Regions from separate parts of the Homo sapiens genome. Here region 2 is linked to region 1. A link is an interaction called in ENCODE POLR2A ChIA-PET data of the cell type or tissue named here. Cell type or tissue: PC-9. All regions are shown on one strand. Region 1 has its middle 68 kb from the start of MIR4522. Region 2 has its middle 17 kb from the start of MIR4522.

Evidence for each region. ChIA-PET counts read pairs that join two places held together with the same protein. Peaks named below come from ENCODE experiments on the same cell type or tissue, not always from the same donor. Only the 100,000 strongest peaks of a DNase experiment are listed, where the experiment ranks them.
Region 2: POLR2A ChIA-PET joins it to region 1 with 10 read pairs; 3 of 35 experiments call an interaction of 5 or more read pairs at or near these places.

The regions. Positions count from the first base shown.
Region 1 is chr17:27,224,492-27,228,491 of GRCh38, forward strand. No RefSeq gene overlaps it. Among named protein-coding and RNA genes, the nearest start is that of MIR4522, 68 kb to the right of the region's middle. In PC-9, no CTCF peak of the experiment used is centred here; a DNase peak (open chromatin) is centred at 2,340.
Region 2 is chr17:27,275,205-27,279,204 of GRCh38, forward strand. No RefSeq gene overlaps it. Among named protein-coding and RNA genes, the nearest start is that of MIR4522, 17 kb to the right of the region's middle. In PC-9, no CTCF peak of the experiment used is centred here; no DNase peak of the experiment used is centred here.

The DNA.
Region 1 (4,000 bases):
AGTCAGGGGTCTCTCAAGAAACAGAATTAGTAGGATACATTCATTCATTCATTTATTATAAGAAATAATAAAGGATTTATTAGAAGGAATTGTCTTATGTGATTATGGAGGCTGGCAAATCCAAATCTGTCCAAGTCTGAGTCAATATCCCAGTTTAAGTGTGAAGTCAGAAAGCTCCTGTAGAACCAGGAAGAGCCAATGACTCATTTCAAAAGCCATCAGGCAGGAGAATTCTACTCGGCGGATGGTCAGCCTTTTCTTCTGGTCAGGCCTTCAACTGATTGGATGAGGCCCATCCACATTATAGAGGGCAATCTGCTTGCATCAGTCTACAATTTAAATGTTAAGCTCATCCAAAAAACAGCCTCACAGAAACACCTAGAATAATGTGTGACCAAATACCTAGGCACCCCATGGCCCAGTCAAGCTGACACATAAATCTAACCAATACAGTGTTCCTCCTCATTAAGGTAAAATATTAAAAACTGTCTCCAGTGAATCATGCCTCTCTGGATCCATCCCTTTGCAATGTGCCTTTGCTCTCCTGCCCACCATCAGGCCCTCAGACATGTGAATGAAGCCATCTGGAAGCCTCTAAGACAGTCCAGTCACCCCACTGATGTCATGTGGAGCACTTCCTGTGGAGCGCTGCCTGAAACTCTGACCCCTGGGTTCGTAAGTAACAACATGGTTGTATTTATTCGCTGAGTTTAGGGAGTGGTTTATTATGCAGCCATACATAAGTGACATAACTGATACTACTAATACAATAAGTAGTGAGAAAATATGAATTAAGATACATCACAGTAGCACCAGAAATTATTGTGTATCCTGGAATTAACCTAACACAACTGCACAAAATCTTTATGAGGAAAAATATAAAACTCCTTTAAAGGATGTTTTAAAAGACTCAGATAATGAAAGACATGCCTTTTTTCTTTTTCTTTTTCTTTTTTTTCTGTGACAGGGTCTCACTCTGTCACCCAAGCTGGGGTGCAGTGGCGTAATCTTAGCTTACTGCAACCTCCGCCTCTCAGGGTCAAGCAATCCTCCCACCTCAGCCTTCCAAGTAGCCAGGACTACAGGTTCACACCACCACACTTGGCTAATTTTTGTATTTTTGGTAGAGATGGGGTTTTACCATGTGGCCCAGGCTGCCTTGAGCTTCTGAGCTCCAGCAATCTGCCCACCTCAGCCTCCCAAAGTGCCGGGCTTACAGGCATGAGCCACTGTGCCTGGCTTTATTGAAGTGTACCTGACCTACAATTGATAGTACATTTTAAAGTGAACAATTTAGGTTTTGACATATGTATACACCTGTGCAATCACCACCCCTAAAAATGGTGAACATATATCCATGGTGAACATATATCCATCATTCCCAAAACTTTTCTCATGTCTTTTTGCAACCCTTTCCTCTCACCTCTCCCTGAACCCTTTCCCATTCCCAAGCAGCCATTAACCATTTTTTGTCACTATAGATTAATTTTCATTACTAGAATTTTATATAAATAGAATTATCCAGCAATTTTATTGTCTGGCTTCTTTAACTCAGCATAATTATTTTGAGGTTCATCCCTGGGGTTGTGTGTATCAGTAATGTATTCCTCTTTATTGCCAAGTAGTGTTATTCCATGGTTTGTATGTACCATAATTTGTTTACTCATTCACCCATTGATGCACATTTAGGTTGTCTCCAGTTTTGAACTAATACAAATAAAGCTGACATGAATATTCATATCCAAGTCTTTATATTGACTTATACTTTCATATCTCTTGGATAAATACTCAGGAGTGGAATGGCTGGGTCTTTCAGGAGGTATTCCAGAAGAAGGGATTGTTAACACAGGAGAAGACAGCTCCATGCATGTTATTTCCCCCGAAGATCTCCCAGTGGGACAAGACGTGGAGGTGGAAGACAGTGATATTAGTGATATTGATGATCCTGATGATTTGTAGGCCCAGGCTAATGTGTGTGTTTGTGTCTTAGTTTGGGACAAAAAAGTTTAAAAAGTAAAAAAAAAACAAAAACTTTTTAATAGAAAAATGCTTATAGAATAAGGATATGAAGAAAAAATTGTTCTGTGCAGCTATACAATGTGTGTTATACATTAAGTGTTATTAAAGAGTCAGAAGTTTTAAAATATCAAAAAGTTTATGAAATTAAAAAGTTACAATAAGCTAAGGTTAATTTATTATTGAAGAAAGAAAAATATTTTAAAAATAAATTTAGTGTAGCCTAAGTGTACAGTGTTTACAAAGTAAACAGTAGTTACAGTAATGTCCTAGGCCTTCACAGTGACTCACCCTCACTCACTGACTCACTCAGAGCAACTTCCAGTCCTGCAAGCTCCATTAACGGTAAATGCCCTATCCAGGTGTACCATTTTCTGTTTTATACATATTTTTACTATGCCACCTCTATGTTTAGATGCACAAATACTTCCCGTTGTGTTACAATTGCCTAAAATATTCAGGACAGTAACATGCTGTACAAGTTTGTAGCCTATCCAATAGGCTATCCCACATATCCTAGGTGTATAGTAGGTTATACCGTCTAGATTTGTATAGTACACTCTACGATGTCTGCACAATGATAGAATCATCTGACAATACATTTCTCAGAACATATCTCTGTTGCTAAGTGGCACATGACTGCACTTATTTGCCATCTACATGCCTTCTTTGGTGAAATATCTATTCAAATATTTTGCCCATCTAAAAAAGTTGAGTTGCTTCTTATTATTGAGTTTTGAGAGTGCTGAGTATATTCTGGATACAAGTCCTTTATTAAGTATATGATTTGCAAATATTTACTTCAGTCTCTGGGCTGTCTTTTTATTGTCTTACCAAGATGTTTCAAAGAGCAGAGATTCTTAATTTTGCTAAAGTCCAGTTTATCAATTTCTCCTTTTATGGATTATGCTTTTGGTGTAGCTAAGAAATCATTGCCTAATACAAGGTCACAAAGATTTTCTTCTAGAAATGTTCATGTTTTAGGTTTTACCTTTAGGTCTGTGATACATCTGAATTAATTTTTGAATATTTTATGAGATAAGAATCAAAATCTATTGTTTTGCCTATGGATATCCAGTTATTCTAGTACCGTTTATTTAAAAGACTGTCCTTTCTCCACTGAGTTGTCTTTGCACTTTTAATAAAAACCAGTTGTCCATGTAAGTGCAGGTCTATTTCTGGACTCTGTTTGAGTCCATTGATCTATTTTTTTCATGTCAATGTTCTCAGCTTCCACCTTAAGATTCTTAAACAAAAAAGAAGAGTAAATTAAATCTAAAGTAATCAGAAGAAAGGAAATAGCAAAGATTAGAGTGGAAATCAACACACTAGAAAACAGAAAAATAATAGAAAAAAATTCAGTGGAACAAAAAGCTCTTTCTTTGAGAAGATCAATAAGATTGAAAACTTCTAGCCACACTAATCAGGAAAGAAAGGGAGGATAAAAATTAGCAATATCAGGAATGAGACAGCCAACATCCCCACGGGCTCTCAGATATTAGAGGATGATAAGGGAATTTTATGAACAATTTTATGACAATTTTTTTTGAGATAGGATCTCACTCTGTCACCCAAGCATATAATGCAGTGGCATGATCAGAGCTCACTGCAGCCTCAAACTCCTAGACTCAAGCGATCCTCCTACCCCAGACCCCTGAGTAGCTGGGACTACAGGCATGTACGACAACAACCAGCTAATTTAAAAAATTGTTTTTGTAGAGACAGGGTCTTGCAATGTTGCTCAGGCTGGTCTCAAACTCCAAACCTCAGGCAATCTCCCATCAGCCCCTCAGTGGGCTGGGATTACAGATGTGAGCCACCACCCCTGGCCTTAGGGAAACTTATATGACAACTTAGATGAAAAGGACAAATTTTTTGAAAGACAAACTACCAAAACTCATTCAACAAGAAATAGATGGCCAGGCATGGTGGCTTATGCCTGTAAAATGGTACACCTGTATACGGCATTTACCCTTAATGGAGC
Region 2 (4,000 bases), 51 kb after region 1:
CGAAGCAGCTGGCTTGATAAAATAGTTTACAGCCATGTAGCTAGCTGCAGAAATAAGGACTGTAATGAATATTTCTTCCTTTTTTTACATGAATATGTTTGTGTCTATATGAATAAAGTAGTTTGATTTTCTTTCCCTCTCCCATACCCATACTTAATAGCAGATTAGATTTATATCAGTTTTTAAATTGTGGAATACCAAAGGAAAAGTGTGAATTAGGTAGGAAAATGAATACCCTTCAAAAACTGAAAAGGAATTTTGCCTCATCTTTCTGGGGAAAGGGTTAACGTGTTTTGTGTTGTACATGGTACAGTTGTGTCATATTAGACAGAAAGATGCCTTAGTTGTTATCTTTATTTAGAGGTTAAGTGTGGTTTAAAACATGGGTGCCTTAATCCTGGCCTGTGGAGTCCAGGAGCGGAAGTGGGAGAGAGGCCGGCTGGGAACTGTAGTAGCCTCACCTCGGTGTTCACAGCAGGTAGGTGGTCATTTTGCTAATGGCTTGGTGAGAGTGGACAGTAATTAGGCTTTCGCACTTTGGAGGATGGCTCCGGCTAAGAGAAGCGAAATGCTTCTCGAGTGAAAGGGCTTTTTATTATTTTTATTTATTATTTATTTATTTTTTGTAGAAGTGTGGTGGGGGGAGTGGAGGGGGTTACCATGTTGGGCAGGCTGGTCTCGAACTCCAGACCTCTAGTGATCCTCCCGCCTCTGCCTCCCAAAGTGCTGGGATTACAGACGTGAGCCACCGCGCCTGGCCAGGACTTTTATTTGCGCTTCCTCTTACACATGGCGAGTGAGCGCCTGAGATTCGGAGTGTCTCCTTCGCAGAGGACGCCTATGGTAGGGGCTTAGTGTTTGCTGAATTAAAGGGAATTTGTCTTCCTAACTTTAGATTCGCAACACTTCAGAACCGAATGAGAGACCTTCCTCCATAAAATTGACTTTATAAATCTTTTTCTTTTCTTTCCTTTTTTTTTTTTTTTTTTTTTTTTTTTTGTTAGAGCCAAGGTCTCGCTCTGTTGCCCAGGCTGAAGTGCCGTGCAGTGATCATGGCTCCCTGCAGCCTTGAACTCCTGAGCTCAAGAAATCCTCCTGCCTCAGTAAGTCACCAAGCCTGGCTAATTCTTTCTTTATTTTTTTATTTTTTATTTTTATTTTTTTGTAGAGAAGTGGGTCTTGCTTGGTTGCCCAGGCTAATCTCGAACTCCTGGGCTCAAGTGATCCTCCCTCCTCGGCTTCCCAAAGTTGAGATTGTAGGCATGAACTATCACGCCTGGCCTTATAAATCTTTATTCATCTTTGCAAACTTCTAATTATCAGAGAATATAGTCAGGTCTAATCCATCATTTTACAAATAAAGTGACTTCCTGACATCCCCCAGCTAAATAAATAATAAATATATAAATAAATAAACTCAGGTGCCAAATTGAGAAGCGGTAGACCATGGTGGCTTTGAAACGTATTGTGTCCCCTTGGCGAGGTGGAACTACGTTTCCCAGCATCCCCTGTGGATATGTTTCTGGTTAGGGTGGGCCACAGGAGACATTCTCATGCAGATTTGAGGGCGGGAGCGAAGCAGCAGACATTTTGTGGCTCGTGTTATTGTTTATCTGCTGGTTTACCTCCTTGGCTTGGGCCAGCAGCTGGGCCTAAAACTGCTCCGCCTTCCCCCAAGTCCTTCTCCAGCGTTTCCTACTCCTAGGCTAGGTGTGTACTGAAGGAACGCAGCTGCTTCTGCAGGATGGCCATACTATCAAGGTCAAAGGCAAAGAGAATTGACACGGTTTTAGTTTGCCTTTGTGGGTTCCAGCTGGTATTTGCTTTTCTCTACGCCTTCCTGACTGCCTTTCCTGACGTCTTCAAGCTCCAGGATCAGCTGTGACGATAACAGCTTTACAGGGATTGCTTAAGCAGTTCCCACAATTGTGTAAGATTATATGCGGTATATATGATATATAATATACATACCCTAGTGGGTTCTGCTCTGCTTCAATCTCTTCTGTGCTAGAATCCTGACTGATTGTATTATAATGATTTTGTAATCCGGTAAATGCATTATCTTCTTCGGATTTGCACTTCCGAAAACTTTTCATTCAGAATGGTTTGTGGTGGATTAAATCAGGGGTGTCCAATCTTTTGGCTTCCCCAGGCCACGTTGGAAGAAGAATGGTCTTGGGCCACGGTTAAGATAGGCTAACATTTACGATAGCTGATGAGCTAAAGAAAAAAAAAATCACAAAAAAATCTGATAATGTTTTAAGAAAGTTTACAAATTCGTGTTGGGCCACAATCAAAGCCTGGGCCACATGCAGCTAGTGGGCCGTGGTTTGGACAAGCTTGAACTACATTGAAGTCATTATTGCTGTGTTGCCTGGGCTGGAGTGCAGTGGCCATTCACGAGCACAATTATTGCAAGCTACAACCTTAACCTCCTGGGCTCGAGCAGTCCTGCCTCAGCCTCCATAGTAGCTGGGCCTACATGAATTTTGAAGAACAATAAACTTGATCAGATAAACAGTTCACGTGTGTAAGCTTTTCACAGTTGCTTAACATAAAAATTGCTATGTGGACCAGGTGCTGTGGCTCACGCCTTTAATCCCAGCACTCTGGAAGGCCGAGGCTGGTGGATCACTTGAGGCCAGGAGTTCGAGACCAGCCTGTCCAACATGGTGAAAACCTGTGTCTACTAAAATTACAAAAATTACCTGAGTGTGGTGGTGCACACCTGTAATCCCAGCTACTCAGGAGGCTGAGGCATGAGAATCCCTGGTACCAGGGAGGTACAGGTTGCAGTGAATCACTGCACTCCAGCCTGGGTGACAGAACAAGATCCTGTCTCAAAAAAAAAAAAATGCTATGTGACAAACTAGAGATAACATGTACGTATTTCTTAGATATAACAGAGATAAATGTCCAAAGAGATAAATTTTGTTTTCCAACTCTTTTTTTTTTTTTTTTTTTTTTTTTTTTTTTTGAGACAGAGTTTTGCTCTGTCACCCAGGCTGGAGTGCAATGGTGCGATCTCGGCTTACCGCAAACTCCACCTTCCAGGTTCAAGGGATTCTCCTGCCTCAGCCTCTCTAGTAGCTGGGATTACAGGCATGTGCCACCACACCTGGCTAATTTTGTATTTTTAGTAGAGATGGAGTTTCTCCATGTTGGTCAGGCTGGTCTCGAACTCCCAACCTCAGGTAATCCACCCGCCTCGGCCTCCCAAAGTGCTGGGATTACAGGCATGATCCACTGTGCCCGGCCTGTTTTCCCACTCTTATTATGTACCCACAAAGCAATAAATTGAACAAGTTGAGTAGTTGCCTCTGAGTGGTAGGAAGTGATGAAGGGGTAGGAGTGAAACTGCTGCTTTTGCTCTAAGCCTTTTTAGCATTATTTGACCCCTAGACTAGTTGCATGGAATATTTTGATAAAAAATAAACATTGGTTACAAAAACAGTTTTAATAAAAGCAAAAACCATACCACCTATTTGTATAGGGTGGGCAAGAAGAAAGAAGATAGGAAAGGTTATCATTTGAGTTGGACAATAGACTTCAGTACTGGAGAGTTTCCAATAGAAGTTGAAAGGAAGGTCAGGTTCCCTCCACTATTGTCCTATAACCCTGCCAAATCCCCCTCTGCGAGAAACACCCAAGAATGATCAATAAAAAAAATAAATAAAATAAAATAAATAAAAATAAAAATAAAAAAATAAAAAAAAGAAAGGAAGGTCAGGTTTAGGGAGGATTATGAAGCTGTGAGATTTAAAAGGATAAGAGAATGAGCTCTTCCTTCTTTCACAGTCATTTTCTACAAAAAGAACATCTTGGCAACATAGTCTCAGGCTCCCCCCCTCCTCTCCACCTCTCTGCCTTCTCTTTTTATACTGTATTTATTGTGCTAACTGAATCTAAATCTCAGAAATAATTGAAACAATACTTTGAAGCAGCTCCTCTCAGAGTTGTGTTTCATAGACTTGAGGAGTCTTGAGTTCTGGGATTGGTA